2 separate regions of the Homo sapiens genome follow, and region 1 is linked to region 2. The links are chromatin loops, found by intact Hi-C in ENCODE. Cell type or tissue: Calu3. All regions are shown on one strand. Each heading gives the region's core, and the rest is flanking DNA. Links, peaks and the distances in the headings are about the cores only.

Region 1 (8,153 bases), core at 3,798-6,297, 95 kb after region 2:
ATTCCAGCTACTTGGGATGCCCGGGAAATGGAGGTTGCCGTGAGCTGAGATCGTGCCACTGTACTCCAGCCTGGGTGACAGAGAGAGACTCTGTCCCAAAAAAAAAAAAAAAAAAAAATTTGAGCTGAATGACAATAATTATACAACTTATCAAAACCTCTGGGATACAGCAAAGGCGGTGCTAAGTTGAAAGTTCATAGCCCTAAGTGCCTACATGAAAAAGACTGAAAGAGCACAAACTGACACTCTAAGGTCACACCTCAAGGAAATAGAGAAATAAGAACAAACCAAACCCAAACCCAGCAGAAGCAAAGAAATTACCAAGATCAGAGCAGAACTAAATGAAACTGAAACAACAACAACAACAACAAAAATACAAAAGATAAATGAAACAAAAAGCTGGTTCTGCTGGGCGCGGTGGCTCACGCCTATAATCCCAGCACTTTGGGAGGCCGAGGTGGGTGGATCACTTGAAGTCGGGAGTTCAAGACCAGACTGACCAACATGGAGAAACCCTGTCTCTACTAAAAATACAAAATTAGCCAGGTGTGATGGCACATGCCTGTAATTCCAGCTACTCGGGGGGCTGAGGCAGGAGATTTGCTTGAACCCAGGAGGTAGAGGTTGCAGTGAGTCAAGATTGTGTCATTGCACTCCACCCTGGGCAACAAGAGCAAGACTTTGTCTCAGAACAACAACAACAAAAAAAGCTGGTTCTTTGAAAAGATAAATAAAATTGATAGATCATTAGCAAGACTAGCTAAGAAAAGAAGAGAGAAAATCCAAATAACCTTACTAAGAAGTGAAACAGAGATGGAATTACAACTGACACCACTGAAATACAAAAGATAATTCAAGGCTACTATGAACAACTTTATGCACATAAACTAGAAAACCTAGAAGAGATGGATAAAATCCTGGAAAAATACAATGCTCCTACCTTAAATCAGGAAGAATTAGATACCCTGAACAAAGCAATAACAAGCAACGAGATTGAAATGGCAATTTAAAAATTACCAACAAAAAAAAAAGTCAAGGACCAGATGGATTCACAGCAGAATTCTACTAGACATTCAAAGAAGAATTGGTACCAATCCTTTTGACACTATTCCATGAGATAGAGAAAGAAAGAACCCTCCATAATTCATTTTATGAAGCCAGCATCACCCTAATACCAAAACCAGGAAAGGACATAACCAAAAAAAAAATAATAATACTTTCAAAGTTCATATGGAACCAAAAAAGAGCCCTCATTGCCAAGACAATCCTAAGCCAAAAGAACAAAGCTGGAGGCATCACGCTACCTGACTTCAAACTATACTACAAGGCTACAGTAAGCCAAAAGAACAAAGCTGGAGGCATCACGCTACCTGACTTCAAACTATACTACAAGGCTACAGTAAGCCAAAAGAACAAAGCTGGAGGCATCACGCTACCTGACTTCAAACTATACTACAAGGCTACAGTAAGCCAAAAGAACAAAGCTGGAGGCATCACGCTACCTGACTTCAAACTATACTACAAGGCTACAGTAACCAAAACAGCATGGTACTGGTACCAAACAGAGATATAGACTAACGGAACAGAACACAGCCCTCAGAAATAATACCACACATCTACAACCATCTGATCTTTGACAAACCTGACAAAAACAAGAAATGGGGAAAGGATTCCCTATTTAATAAATGGTGCTGGGAAAACTGGCTAGCCATATGTAGAAAGCTGAAACTGGATCCCTTCCTTACACCTTATACAAAAATTAATTCAAGATGGATTAAAGACTTAAACGTTAGACCTAAAACCATAAAAACCCTAGAAGAAAACCTAGGCAATACCATTCAGGACATAGGCATGGGCAAGGACTTCACGACTAAAACACCAAAAGCAATGGCAACAAAAGCCAACATTGACAAATGGGATCTAATTAAACTAAAGAGCTTCTGCACAGAAAAAGTGGGAAAAGGATATGAACAGACACTTCTCAAAAGAAGACATTTATGCAGCCAACCGACACATGAAAAAATGCTCATCATCACTGGCCATCAGAGAAATGCAAATCAAAACCACAATGAGATATCATCTCATACCAGTTAGAATGGTGATCATTAAAAAGTCAGGAAACAACAGGTGCTGGAGAGGATGTGGAGAAATAGGAACATTTTTACACTGTTGGTGGGACTGTAAAGTAGTCCAACCATTGTGGAAGACAGTGTGGTGATTCCTCAAGGATCTAGAACTAGAAATACCATTTGACCCAGCCATCCCATTACTGGGTATATACCCGAAGGATTATAAATCATTCTGCTGTAAAGACACATGCACACATATGTTTACTGCAGCACTATTCACAATAGCAAAGTCATGGAACCAACCCAAAAGTCCATCAATGATAGACTGGATTAAGAAAATGTGGCCCATATACACTACAGAATACTATGCAGCCATAAAAAAGGATGAGTTCATGTCCTTTGTAGGGACATGGATGAAGCTGGAAATCATCATTCTGAGCAAACTATCACAAGGACAGAAAACCAAACACCGCATGTTCTCACTCATAGGTGGGAATTGAACAATGGGAACACTTGGACGCAGGGTGGGGAACATCACACACCAGGGCCTGTTGTGGGGTAGGAGGAGGAGGTAGGGATAGCATTAGGAGAAATACCTAATGTAAATGACGAGTTAATGGGTGCAGCACACCAACATGGCACATGTATACATATGTAACAAACCTGCATGTTGTGCACATGTACCCTAGAACTTAAAGTATAAAGAAAAAAACCTACCAACTGAAATCCTTGATGAACATTGATGCTAAAATCCTTAACAAAATACTAGCTAACCAAATCCAATAACATAACAGAAAGATAATCCACCATGATCAAGTGGGTTTCATATCAAGGATGCAGGGATGTTTTGACATATGCGATTCAGTAAATGTGATACACCACATAAACAGAATTAAAAACAAAAATCACATGATCATCTCAATAGATGCAGAAAAAGCATTCAACAAAATCCAGTATCCCTTTATGTTTAAAACTCTCAGCAAAATCGGCATACGAGGGACATACCTTAATGTAATAAAATGTGTGTGTGTGTGTGTGTGTGTGTGTGTGTATATATATATATATATAATATATATATATATATATATATATGAATGATGGAATACTACTCAGCCATAAAAAGCAATGAATTAACAGCATTTGCAGTGACCTGGATGAGACTGGAGACTATTATTCTAAGTGAAGTAACTCAGGAATGGAAAACCGTACATCATATGTTCTCACTGACATGTGAGAGCTAATCTATGAGGACACAAAGGCATAAGAATGATAAAATGGACTTTGGGGACATGGGGGGAAGAGTAGGAGGGGGACAGGGATAAAAGACTACAAATATGGTGCAGTGTATACTGCTTGGGTGATGGGTGCACCAAAATCTCACAAATCACCACTACAGAACTTACTCATGTAACCAAATACCCCAATAACTTATGGAAAAATAAAGAAAGTATTGCTTCTAAGTTCAAAAGCTAGCTCCTTCATTTACTTAGCTTGTAACTTTAAGCAAATTTATTTAGCTTCACTCGGCCTCAGTTTCCCCATTGATGGAATGATAATAATAAGAGTAATTACTATACAATATTATCAGGAGGAACAAGACACAATATAAGTTATATGAAGTTCTTGCCTGGGCATGGTAGTTCACCCTTGTAATCCCAGCAACTTTGGGAGGCTGAGGCAGGTGGATCACAAGGTCAGGAGTTCGAGAACAGTCTGGCCAATATTGTGAAACCCCGTCTCTACTAAAAATACAAAAATTAGCTGGGTGTGGTGGCACACATCTGTAATCCCAGCTACTTGGGAGGTTGAGGCAGGAAAACTGCTTGAACCTGGGAGGTGGAGGTTGCAGTGAGCAGAGATCGCACCACTGCATTCCAGCCTGGGCTACAGAGCGAGACTCCATCTAAAAAAAAAAAACAGGAAGAAGTTCTTAGTCAAGTGTCTAGGGCAGTGGTCCCAACCATTTTGGCACCAGGGACTGGTTTGATGAAAGACAATTTTTACAAGGACAGGAAGCAAGGAGGTGGTTTGGGGATGAAACTGTTCTACCTCAGATCATCAGGCATGAGTTAGATTTTCCTAAGGGGCATGCAACCTAGATCTCTTGCATGCACAGTTCACAATAGGGTTCAAACTCCTGTGAGAATCTAATGCCAAGGTTGATCCGACAGAAGGTAAAGATCAGGTGGTAATGCTCCATCAGCCACCGCTCACCTCCTGCTGTGTGGCCCAGCTGCCAACAGGCCTCGGACTGCTACCTGTCCATGGCCCAGGGGTAGCAGACTCCAGGTCTAGGGTATGGCAAACACTGAAAAGTACTGGCCATTATAATCATTTATCAGGCTTGGAGAGTAAAGTCTAGACTCTGTCGTCATCTTTTCATTGCTGTGGGGTTAATAAGCCTGGGCCTACATCTCATTTTTGGTTTTATTTACTCACACTCCTGTGTTTTTCTGCCAGTCTTGGGTATTACTGCATCCTTTATCATTGGGAGATAGTAAATAGCCTGAGTAAACAGGATTACAACTCAGTCCACAGCTCACTACATTTCATGCCACCAACAGAAAGAGCTGTGGGCACTGTAACTACCTGATTCATATCCCACCAAACTGACATTGAGGTTGGCTCCTGTCTACGTAACAGGCAAAAAGCAAAATGCGTATTAAAATAATTTAGTTTAAGAGTCTATAACTTACTTTGACTGGATTTTACCAAAATGAAAAAAAATTTTAATTGCTAATTGAATTTATCCATGCTTCTAGTCTTACGGTTTTGGTCACCACTTATTTTCTCCTAGTTTTGAAGGAAGTGGTAGGAAACCATTTTCAAATTTTTCTAATGAATGAGTTTCTTCATAAGAATGATTCTGATTTTCCATATGTATGTATTTGATTTTTCTTTTTTTCAGTATTTACTTAGGTTGACATCTGAAAACCTATATAAGAAGTGCAAGTGAATGAAAGCAAATTATAAATAGAAGTGATTAGCTCACCCCCACTAACCCCCCAAAAAGGAAAAAGACTGGCTATATCTTTAGGAAAACCTAACTTGTCTTCTTTTATAAAACATAGCAAAACTACCTATAACTAAAGCACTATATAGATATAGTTTGGTGATTCATAACTTACTATTAAAATATTACTAGCTGGGTGTGGTCACATGCAACTGAGGAAGCTGAGGAGGGAGGATCGCTTGAGCCCAGGGATTGGAGCTTCCAGTGAGCTATGATCTTGCCACTATACACTAACCTCAGCGACACAGTGAAACCTTGTCTTAAAAAATATATATTAAATATAAAAATAAAAAACAAAATATTACAAATATGGCAATCAACATATTACTGCTGGATCAGTTTGAGAAAATGACTACAGAGATTTAGGTTTTCATAGAGAAGACAAATTTTCATTTTCTTTCTTTTTCCAATTTTCTTTTAAAATATTTCTAAAGTTAATTTCTTATAGCAGCTGTGTATATCCCCAAGTGTTAAACAATCTAATTCAAAAGTCAAGTAAGACTGAAGTATTATCTCCATAAAATATAATTAAGAATTTAAAGGTAATATTTTAAGTTTCACCTTGAAGACTATATGTGTTTTTCTCCCAAGGCAATGCCTCTTTAAAAAATCCTAAAGTAATCCCCATTCATACAGTTAAGACATGACTTTATAGTTTTTACTATTAAGTGGAAAAAATAAGTTTTGAACCATTAAAGGTTGAATGTACCCTATAAAAAATAAAACAGGAAAAGCAACGACAACTTCAACTTAAGCTGTATCAGTAGCCGATTTAAGTTATTCACTCCAAACGGTGACATTCTTCCTTCCCCCAAGGGCTTTCCATTTCCTTCTTTTCATCTATTCTTTTGTTTTTTTAAAACTATAACTGAGTTTCCTACAGGAAAGGGAAGCTGGAGTAGCAAAATTTAAATGCATGTACACCCCGTTTCTACTCATTTTTCTCTTGCAGGTGGCTAGAAGTAAGATGTATACTTACTTTTTATTTTTCCTAAAAATACACCCCTGTCACAGGAGAGAAAGACATTTTCTGTGAAATTATAACTAGCCTTACTAAGTGAATATACCCTTTCAAAAGTCACTGAAAGATAAGGAAATGTATCAAGGCATGAGATAAAACAAAGTCAACATTTTAGCCAATGTTTCGTTAAAGTGACAGAGGAAGAGAGCAATTCCAGCAAAACAAAGCAGAAAACCCAAGTGGCTGATAGTTCCACTTATAAAAACTTTAGAAACAAACCAAAATGATATTAGAAAAAGAAACCTAACAGTTATTTTTTAATAGCGCAATTGTTGCTAATTATGTAAAGTCATTGTATTTTTCTTGTCACTTATATTTTGATTGTATGCTATGCGATCTAGTGAGCACATTAAAAACACTAAGTCTCACAAAAAACTGTCTGAAATAGATACTATTATACCTGTTCTATAGATTGGAAACCGAGCCTTAGAAACTCTCAAAACATTGCCAAAGATCACTTAGGATTTGAACCCAGGGCTTAGCCACCATGTAAGTTGATAACATTTCTCCCTACCTTTTCATGTTCTAAGTAGCTACTAATTGCATGGTACCAGGTATTTGGTCTTTATTCATTAGATATTATTAATGTGACCCATTCTTTCATTATTTTATATCAAAATAAATGCTCTTCAACTTTCCTCGGGAACTGCTACAACAAGACTTTGTTTTGTTTCTTCTGTTTTGTGTTCATTCAAGTAAACATTTCATTTAGGCTCCTTTGGAGGGATAATTACTTGGTTAGATCACTCTAAAGTTCTCCAATAGCTTTTTCCTCTCATTTTCTTAAATATTTTCATTAAGTACTCAAAAACTATTTTTAAAAAGGTCCAAATTGTTAACAACAACAACAATAATTTCCTAGGCTTATCTATCCTTTCCATCACCTCTACCTAATATCTTTACATCCTTACCTCAAAACATTTATTAAAGGCACTCCTTTTTCTCAAATTACATGACTACCACTCCTTATGCAGGGAATACTATAATATTCTCCTAACCTAGTCTTCCTGACACTACTTTCCTCCTCTTCTAGTTCGTACCAAATACCTCTGCCAGAGTGATCTTCCTGAAACGTAATTTAATTTGATTTCAGACTGCAGTTGAATTGATATATTGTTACAAAATATCACATATGCAAGAGTATATAAAATACATACTTAGCATTTAAGGAATAAAATGAAACCAACAACTAAAGGTCTACTAACTTCACTGAGAAAGAGAACATTCCCAGTATTTTAGAAGCCCTTGTTTGGCCTTCCCAGATCTCAGTCTGTCCTTCCCCCAAGAGGTGAACACATTCCTAAAGTTTGTACTAATTATTGTCTTGCTTCTCAATTTAGTGTGGTCACATAGCATGTGATTCAAATTATATATACATATATATACACACACACACACACATATGTATTTTAGTGTTGTCTGTTTATTTGTACTTTATTCAAATGGGCTCATACTGTACATATTCCTTGGTGATCACTCCTTTTTTACAATACTATGTTTTTCAGATGCATCCAGGAATTACTGCGTCTAGCTCTGTTGCATAGCATTTCTTTGTATCAACATTACAAAATACATTTATCCATGTTACTGATGATATAATGTGAGTTATGCTGTGTATTAGTCCATTCTCACACTGCCAATAAAGACATACCTGAGACTGGGTAACTTATAAAGGAAAGAAGTTTAATTGACTCTCAGTTCTGCATGGGTGGGGAGGCCTCAGTAAACTTACAATCACGGTGGAAGGCTAGAGAGAAACAAGGCACCTTCTTCACACAGCAGCAGGAAGGAGAACTGAGTGAAGGGGAAGAGCTCCTTATAAAACCATCAGGTCTCGTGAGAACTCACTCACTATCACAAGAACAGCATGGGGGAAAGTTCTCCTATGATTTAATTACCTCCACCTGGTCTCTCCCTCGACAAGTGTGGATTATGGGAATTATAATTCAAGATAAAATTTGGGCGGGAACACAAAGCCTAACCGTATCATGCTATAGCATATAATCTGAATGTGTATAACCAATGTAGTGATACAAGGAGGTGAGGCCTT
Region 2 (8,153 bases), core at 2,912-5,411:
TTTCATCAACATCCAATTATCATTCCATCAAACACTGTTGTCTGGGCCAAGTAAAACATAGAGTATGCATCTAGAAAGGGTTATTCTCTACACCTTTTCAAAATCACTTGCAGGATATAACTACACTTACTGAATTTCTGACTTGTTAGAGCATGTCACAGGGAACCTCTCCAAGTGAATTTGGGTGTTGTGTTATCGCGTGTGCTTTCCAAAGTATATTAGTTGCTTTTGCTATTTGAACTTAAAAAGGAAGCCCCTTTCATTTCTTTAACTTACTCCTTTAGAATAATCTGCATCTGTGTTTTCTTTGTCTTTTGTTAGCTGTGAAGGCAGCTACTTAGGTATCAGGCATGATGGTAGGCTGTGGTGTGAGGTCTTGTAGGAGGTGAGGGAAACTGGTGGGATTTCAGGAAAACAAAAACAAAATAAAAACATCCCTTTGACTGGGCTTCAAAGGAAGCCATCACATTCAGAAACAGCTCTTCAAGAAAACACAATCACTTCCCATTTTGTTCTGTGCTAAGCCAGTGGTTCAAAAGAGGAGTGATGGATGGCTTGGAGACTGCTGTAGTTAAAAAAAAAAAAAAAAAGAAAAAAAGCCTCACATTCCCAAGGATGCCTTTTGTCCCAGATCACTCTGCAAGCAGCTCCCTCAAAGAGCCAGGAAGCTTTCTCACCAATTCTCAACCTTCTCTCCTCTGGGAAGGCAGCAACAGCTGCTTCACCATCAGGAGTGACTTGCTGAGGAAGACAAAGAACGCACCTTTCCTGTCTGAAACTTCAGGGAGGGCTGAGCACTGAAATAAAATTAATTGCTCAAATTGGAACTTGGCCAGAACCCCAAGGCTAACAACGTACTGTTACAGGAGGGGGAAAAAAAGCTTTAATGAACTTAGGAAGAAGAGATCTAAAAATTATATCAAAACAGACAATACAACTTTTCCCGCCATGGCTTATTTCAGCAGGGAGTGACTTGGAAGGGAGGTGGGAGGGAAGAGTCTGGGTCTCCTGGAATTCTGGCTATCCAAAATCTGAATGAAATCATTGACTTTGCCTCACTTCTAAAAACTTGCTTCAACCTAGAATGATAATTAGGAAGCAGATCTGGTTTAATGTATTATTAATTTAATCTTAACCTTAGTTAAAATTCATAACTTCCTATTAAGGACATGGGTTCCTGTTGAACTGGCCTATCCCAAAGCTTATGAAGAATCTGTAAGATTGCACAAGCAGCATGCAGAGGCCTGAACCTAGCCCATGACAGGTTCTTCTCCCATCTCATCAGAGGGCCTCTGAGCACCGTCCCTGAGAACACAGGGAGAGGAGCACGCAGCCATGCAAATTTAAATTTAATTCCATTCAGCCAGCATTGGTGGGCCAGTTGGGTGCTAAGAGATGTTCAGTATCAAAAAGAGTATCACAGACAAGAGATGTTAATGAACCACTTTGGGCTTGGGGAACAAAGAGATAGGTAGCCTGTGATTTGAACCCAGAACATTAGAGGGAACCAGTACTGAGAGCACTGACTATAGAAATCGGCTCAGAAAGCACAGCCAGATGCACCAGATACAGCATACAAAGTTCAGAGATGGTCTGCGTGCATGTGCAGGATGCAATGTTTGCCTAGTGGAATAGTGGTCTCCCAGTGGCTGGGTATGGCCGATGACAAAGGACCCAGAGCAGGAGATGTTTGGCAAACAAGAGCCCTGGAGGTTATCATTAACTCTTTCAACAAATACATATATTGAGCATCTACTGTGTTATAGACATTGTGCTTAATGCTGGGGATATAAGTGATCAGCATGGTGGACACTGCTATCTAGGAACTTAGTTCACAGGGAATAGTAAGCCAGCGAAGGATCTGAATTTGTGGGCCAGATTCTAGTCTCCTCAGCAAGTAAACCAGAGGCCAGCCTTCATGTTGGAGTTCCCCATTCTAGATGGTGACAGGTTACAAATAAAGAACTAAAAAACAGGAAAATCAGTCTGCTAGATAACTAGTAGGCTTTCAAAGTAGGTTTCTCAGAGCTATCAAATGCCCCTGCATTGGCAAAGAACAGAGAGAAGAAAGAGGAGGGCTTCATTTGGACCAATATATCTATATACTTTCATCTGGCTTCCTTGTAAATAAACGTACTTTGTCCTGGTTGAAGAATACATTTCCTAATGGAGTGATTAAAATATCAAAGTAATACCATGCTCCAAGTTTGTCATTTAATAAATGGCAAATAAATGAAGCTTATTTATTTATTTAATAAAACAAATAATTCTTATGTATTTATTTTAAAATTAATAAGTGGCAAATAAATAAATTTTATTTCCCTTTTAGTAATTTTAAAAATACATAAATTGTATATATTCTATAAATATTTATCAAGCATTTACGATGTACTAGGAACTGTGCCAGATCCTCTAGATGCCAAGATTAAAATAACAAAAGTCCTGCCCTCAAAGAACTTGTAGTCAATTGGAGAAGACAGACAAGTAACTAGCTATTATAGCTATGCCTTAGCTGCCTTTTCTACCTCCATCCCTATCCTACTGGGATTCGAGTAGATCCAAGGTAGATTTAGGTGCTAGAGGTGAGAGTTCAGGCTAGACTAGGAAATCACAATGAAGGTGGACTGAAGCAGAAAGATCCACTTCAGAGTGAAATTGAGTTAAATGCATCAAGTGATTCAAAGGCTAAATTGAACACTAAGGTGAAGAAACAAGCCCAAAGTCTGCAATACTGGGTAGATCTAGAAGAAAGTGAGATGAAAATTGCAGAAGGAAACTGTGTGTGATAGAGACAGAGAAGAAGGTTGATCAAAAACTGAAAATATAGCTTATTGATCTCTAGCTTTATAGGGTTGGGAGGCTAGGCAAGTTTAGAAAAGTCAATACAGGGTAAAATAAAGACAAATGTATAAAGCTCTGGGAACATAAAGGAAGAGGACAGACCTCATTTGTGATGCAGCAGAGATGGTGAGAGTGGGCTTGTGGAGGTCTTCACAGATGAAGCAATGATGATTTGATTCTCTAAGCCTGAGCAGGAGTTAGCCAGACAGGGGAAGAAAAGGGCATTCCAGGCAGAGGCAACCCCCTATAAAATCACGGCAGCTTCAGAAACCTTGTCACAGTTGGCTTGATGGCTGGGCTTCTTAGGAGCAGCTGGAGATGAAGCTAAACTGAAGGCAGGAGTCAGATTGTTAATTTCATTTTAACTCTTTAATGAACTAGTTTAGGGAGAAAATTTTCATATTTATATAATTTGGATAGTTAACCTATAAATCACAAACTTTTAGATTCAGGGATAGTATAGAAAGTATCCAATAAAAATGTTTTTATTCACTCCCTTAAAAATAAGTTTCTATTTAGTCCACCATAAGCCAACTAGAATAATCTGTGACTTGCTAACAGTTGAATTTCGCATCCTTTCTTAGGAAAACATTAAATCTGCTTAGTTCAGTTAAAAAAGTGAACATAGCCATTTTCATGCCTCCTGATGAAATTATGGCCCCTTATATGATCCCAATACTTAATCACTGTTAAATATAAATTTAACTGCTGAGGGTTTAAGTTGCAAGGCTTGTATTTTTGGGTCTTCAACCTCTCATATATTTGTTTCCTCAAATTTTTCTGACTTTGAAATTGCATGAGATCGATTAAGTCATTAGCCACAAATTAAAGATTTGCCACAAGATTCTTCAGTCCTTTGTAGGCTAACATGTTGCTGCTGGCTGTTTATGGAGCTAATCTTAATCCAACATCAGGTTGCACTTGGTTACTGTTCCATCGTTTAATCAGTTGTTTGGGTGCTTGTGGTGGTGGTGGTGCGTAAAATACTGTTCTTAATTATAAAACTCCTATCCTTGGATCAACTTGTCCCAGATAACATTTGTTTCATCTTTATGCACATTCTTTTAAACATTACCAAATGTGCCATCACAGAAAATCACTGATTAAACATTTGGAACAAGTAGCTGGAATCATTTGGTGCTAACAGCAGCCAAGGCAGAGATGTGTGTTATGCAAAGCAGGAAACTGTGAGCACTTTCATCAGGTCTATTTATTGTTCAGCTTAGTTTATACTCTTTATTCTGGATGAATTAATAATAATCCTTTAGAATCACAGAGCACCTTTATTATAAGAATACAAAGCATTCTCTCATACCCTCTCTCTACTCATTTTGCAACATCCCCATAAAGCAGGAAGGGTCAGGTATTCAGACAGGAAACCAAAGCAGACGCTAAATGACTTTCCCCAGGACATATGGTTAGCCACAGACAGAACCATAACAAGAATGCGAGTCCCTTGACATCAAGGTCAATGTTGATGCCATCAGACTGGTGGTTCTCAAAGGATGATCTGTGAAGCCTCTCAGCTTATCCATAGTCTGGGGGTTGTGACGTTAAAGTAAGCCTAAAACACTTCCACTCATTGCTGCCATTAATTCCACACAATAAACATCTGGGATGTGACAATAGCTGTAATGCTGTTTGCTGATGTGAGGTCTCCCATCTTCAAAAAACATAAAAACAGTCCTTTCCTTGAACTTCCTTTGTGGGCTACTATTCATTTCATTCACTTCTTTCTTTCTTTCTTTTCTCCCTATCAAGAGCAGGACTCAGGCATGCAGGCTACAATGCTAGCACATCTTCAAACTAATAACTTAAATATTTGTTCAACACTTATTTAGTATAGATTGGTAGACACTGATTTCCTATTAGTAAATGTATTCTAGAAAAACAGATACAGAATAATTCACTTCAACTGGCTGACATAGGTTTAGTTCTTGTTCTTCAGTTTTATTTTTGCAATAATTTTCCAAATCAGATGACTTCTTAGGAAACATATTAAAGGATTTGAAATTTAGGCAATAAAATAAACCACTTGTTCCAGTAAACAGCACCACACCCATACATTATTCAGTTTCAGATTTAGCTATGACCGCTGAGTTAAGATTACTGAACTTTCGCATGTGTGCTGAAAAACACTACAACAAAAACCCAAAAACAAAACAAAAAACACAGAAAGAGAGATCAGCATCTAAGACAGGAAAGTTCTAAATATTCAGTGGAGGGCACAGTCCACTTTGCTGAGAGAAGGACCAGCTTTCATTTTGCTAGTTATGTGAAGAGCCCTGTGTAGAGCTTTAAAATCACTGGCACCATATTTCTGATTTTTTTTTCAAGATCTATAAATCTGTAGTCCTAACCTTTCTCACAGCTCCAGGTCCACATTCCAATGGCCTGATTGAGAAATCCACGTAGAATACACTGCTCTATATCAAACCCAGTAGGTCCAAACTAACTTAACATTTCTCCTTCAAACTCAACATTTCTCCTTTGAAGGAGCCACAAAAGTTCTATAAAGGACACACAAAAGTATTTTTTTTTTTCATTTACACTTCCTTCTGAAGGGCCACTAACTTTAGCGTTTACTCACTCATTCATTAAATAGTCCATTCAAGGTTCCTGAACACTATTCTAGGCACTAGAAAACCAGAGAACCTCAAGAAATAACCTAGTGAGAAATGATAGTTATCATCCAAAAATTATAATTATTTCAACTGCTCCACCCTAGCTCTGTGACCTCTTCCCTAAACAACTGCACTTCTCTTGGACCTTAATCTATCTGTTTCTTTCCTGAGTCTTTCCTTTTACTCTACAACCAGACTGATTTCATTAAAATCCTCTCATAAACATTCAGTGACTTAGCAGAGCCAGTGAAATAACAGCCTTCATTATTCCTCTCTGAAATCCTGGCAGGGTGTTGTAGAAAATCAAGAACTCACCTGTGCTTGGTGACGAGAGCCAAGACTAAACCTCACTATCAATGTGAGCATGACATTATGGAGCTCTCATTTGTAAGATGAGAAGACCAGATTTCAAAAATTTATATTTCTAAAGTCCTTTCCAATTTTGAAACTTTATGCTTTTGTCAACATATATATCCTCCAACCAACAAGCTTCTTGCTTTTCCCTTGCTGCCCCTGTTCCTCTACTCCAGCATCATGCCTCTAAAATACCCTTCTTCACTCTTCCTTTTCTCTCCTGTTAAAAATCATACACATCCTTTATGGCTTTGTTCAAATGTCGCCTTTTAAGCTCCCAACTATAAGTGAGCTCTCCCCTCTCAAACCCTCATCTGACTTTGTACATGTCACTTTCTTAAATCAAGTATCTGTATTTAAAGTGGCTTTAAAATTTACACACCATAAATCAGATATAATTTAAGATGTAATTACATTAGGAAATGAAATCTAATTATAAGCCCCTATTTCTTTGAACAGTAATGGAAAAAAAGACCCATTCTAAGTAACATACTCTACTTCTGTTTCAAGCTTAGCCTTCTGCAGATTAACTTGGTCTATTTAAGTGCACATGCTTTCTTGGTTATCTCCCATCCCTTCACCTTCTCCTTTCTTCCCAAGTAGTTTCTAAGCAATGAGATTTCTAGAAATCATTATGGTGGCAGGAGTGAGAGGTCCCTGAGACATTTTCAGTCCTCAGCTCCTCACTGGTCTCACTGAGCTGTGTTGCTGCACTTGACCTTTAGGCGAAGGTTTCTTTTCCCTCTGCATCTACTGGTGCTCCCCGAGCCTTAATACACTTGCCTACACCTGCTGCTGATGCCCACAGGGTCCACAATGACTCCTGACCCAAGGATTTCCATTTGGCCTTTTACTTGCCCTGACATCAGGTCTCCTTGGTTCTCCTTTCTGGGAAGGGGAATTTCTACATCTATTCATGCCATACATACACCACATGGAACCAGAGTTGGGTAGGACTTCATCTTGAACACTCTTTAAACTGAACACATACACACACACCATCATTTCTACTTGACTAGAGTCACTCTATGCCGTTGTTGGATAAGAGTAGGAAACAGTTATAGACCTTAAAATTGTACTAATTATTATTTCAGAGCATGGTTTCACTCAGCCTGCTTTATCTATACTTGGGAATATGCTTTATTGTCCTTACTAGAAGAAAACTGTGTTTAAATCCTGGTTTATTCTTCTGTTTATCCTACTCTACAATCTAGCTTTAGAGCTTTGAAAATTTTCTGCCATGTTTTTCTCTATCGATTTATTAGATGTTGATTTTTCTTCTTTTTTTTAATAACATAGGAAAGAAAAGCAGGTATACAGAATAGGCAGGTCTTAGGAAATGGAGTAAAATTATTTCTGTGTTTTACAATTTGAAATTATAAATACTTATCACAGAAGATACATTTGAAAATTAGGAAAAATTTCACTGTGATTGAATGAATTACAGTGTTTATATGATATGGATGATTTAAAAGCCCATATAATCTTAAATCACATTTACAAAAAGTATCATATCCAGGCCTTAGGAAGTTTATCAATTATGATTTGTATGCAAGTTACAGAAAAATGTACTACATTGCTTTAAACAAAAAGGTGCTTATTGTTTCCTGCAACAAGTAGTGTGGTGATGGCAGTCCATAGAGGCTATGCCAGCTCAGTGACAGAATTCAGGGCCTAGGCTCCCTCTATTTTCTGGCATCAGCATACACATCCTCATAATTGCATGAGCGGAGCTACACTTTTGTATTAATCCGTTCTTAAGCTGCTAATAAAGACATACCTGAGGCTGGGTATTTCATAAAAGAAAAGAGATTTAATGGACTCACAATCCAATCCAGCTGGGGAGGCCTCACAATCATGGTGCAAGATGAGGGAGGAGCAAAGGCATATCTTACATGGTGGCAGGCAAGAGAGAGAGCATGTGCAGGGGAACTCCCATTTATAAGACCATCAGATAACGTGAGACTTATTCACTATCACGAGAACAGCATAAAAAAACCCCACCCCCATTATTCAATGGGGAACCCACCTCCCACTGGGTTCCTCCCATGGCATGTAGGGATTATGGGAGCTACAATTCAAGATGAATTTTGGGTGGGAACACAGCCAAACCACATCAACTTTTAAGCATTATGTCCTTACCCTAGACAAGAGAAAAATAAAGGATCCTTCTCCTAGTAAATTTTTGCCCTTTTATTCAGGAAGAAGTATTATTGGGACTTCTTCCTACATATTAGCTAAACATGCTACAAGTCCTCTGCACTCCCACTCCCATAGCTGGAAGAGACTCAGGGACAGGAAGTGCTTTAATTTTTTTACCTCTGAAGTCAAGGG

Evidence for each region. Hi-C counts contacts between places; a loop is a spot of excess contacts. Peaks named below come from ENCODE experiments on the same cell type or tissue, not always from the same donor. Only the 100,000 strongest peaks of a DNase experiment are listed, where the experiment ranks them.
Region 1: it touches region 2 in a loop (3-fold over the local background); 1 of 110 quality-filtered maps calls a loop at or near these places.

The regions. Positions count from the first base shown.
Region 1 is chr12:58,939,640-58,947,792 of GRCh38, reverse strand. All of the region lies in intron 2 of LRIG3-DT (LRIG3 divergent transcript), which reads right to left. Among named protein-coding and RNA genes, the nearest start is that of LRIG3-DT, 23 kb to the right of the region's middle. In Calu3, for the core only: no CTCF peak of the experiment used is centred there; a DNase peak (open chromatin) is centred at 5,272.
Region 2 is chr12:59,033,307-59,041,459 of GRCh38, reverse strand. The region is part of intron 2 of LRIG3-DT (LRIG3 divergent transcript); the gene reads right to left. Among named protein-coding and RNA genes, the nearest start is that of LRIG3-DT, 120 kb to the right of the region's middle. In Calu3, for the core only: no CTCF peak of the experiment used is centred there; DNase peaks (open chromatin) are centred at 3,889, 3,979 and 4,259.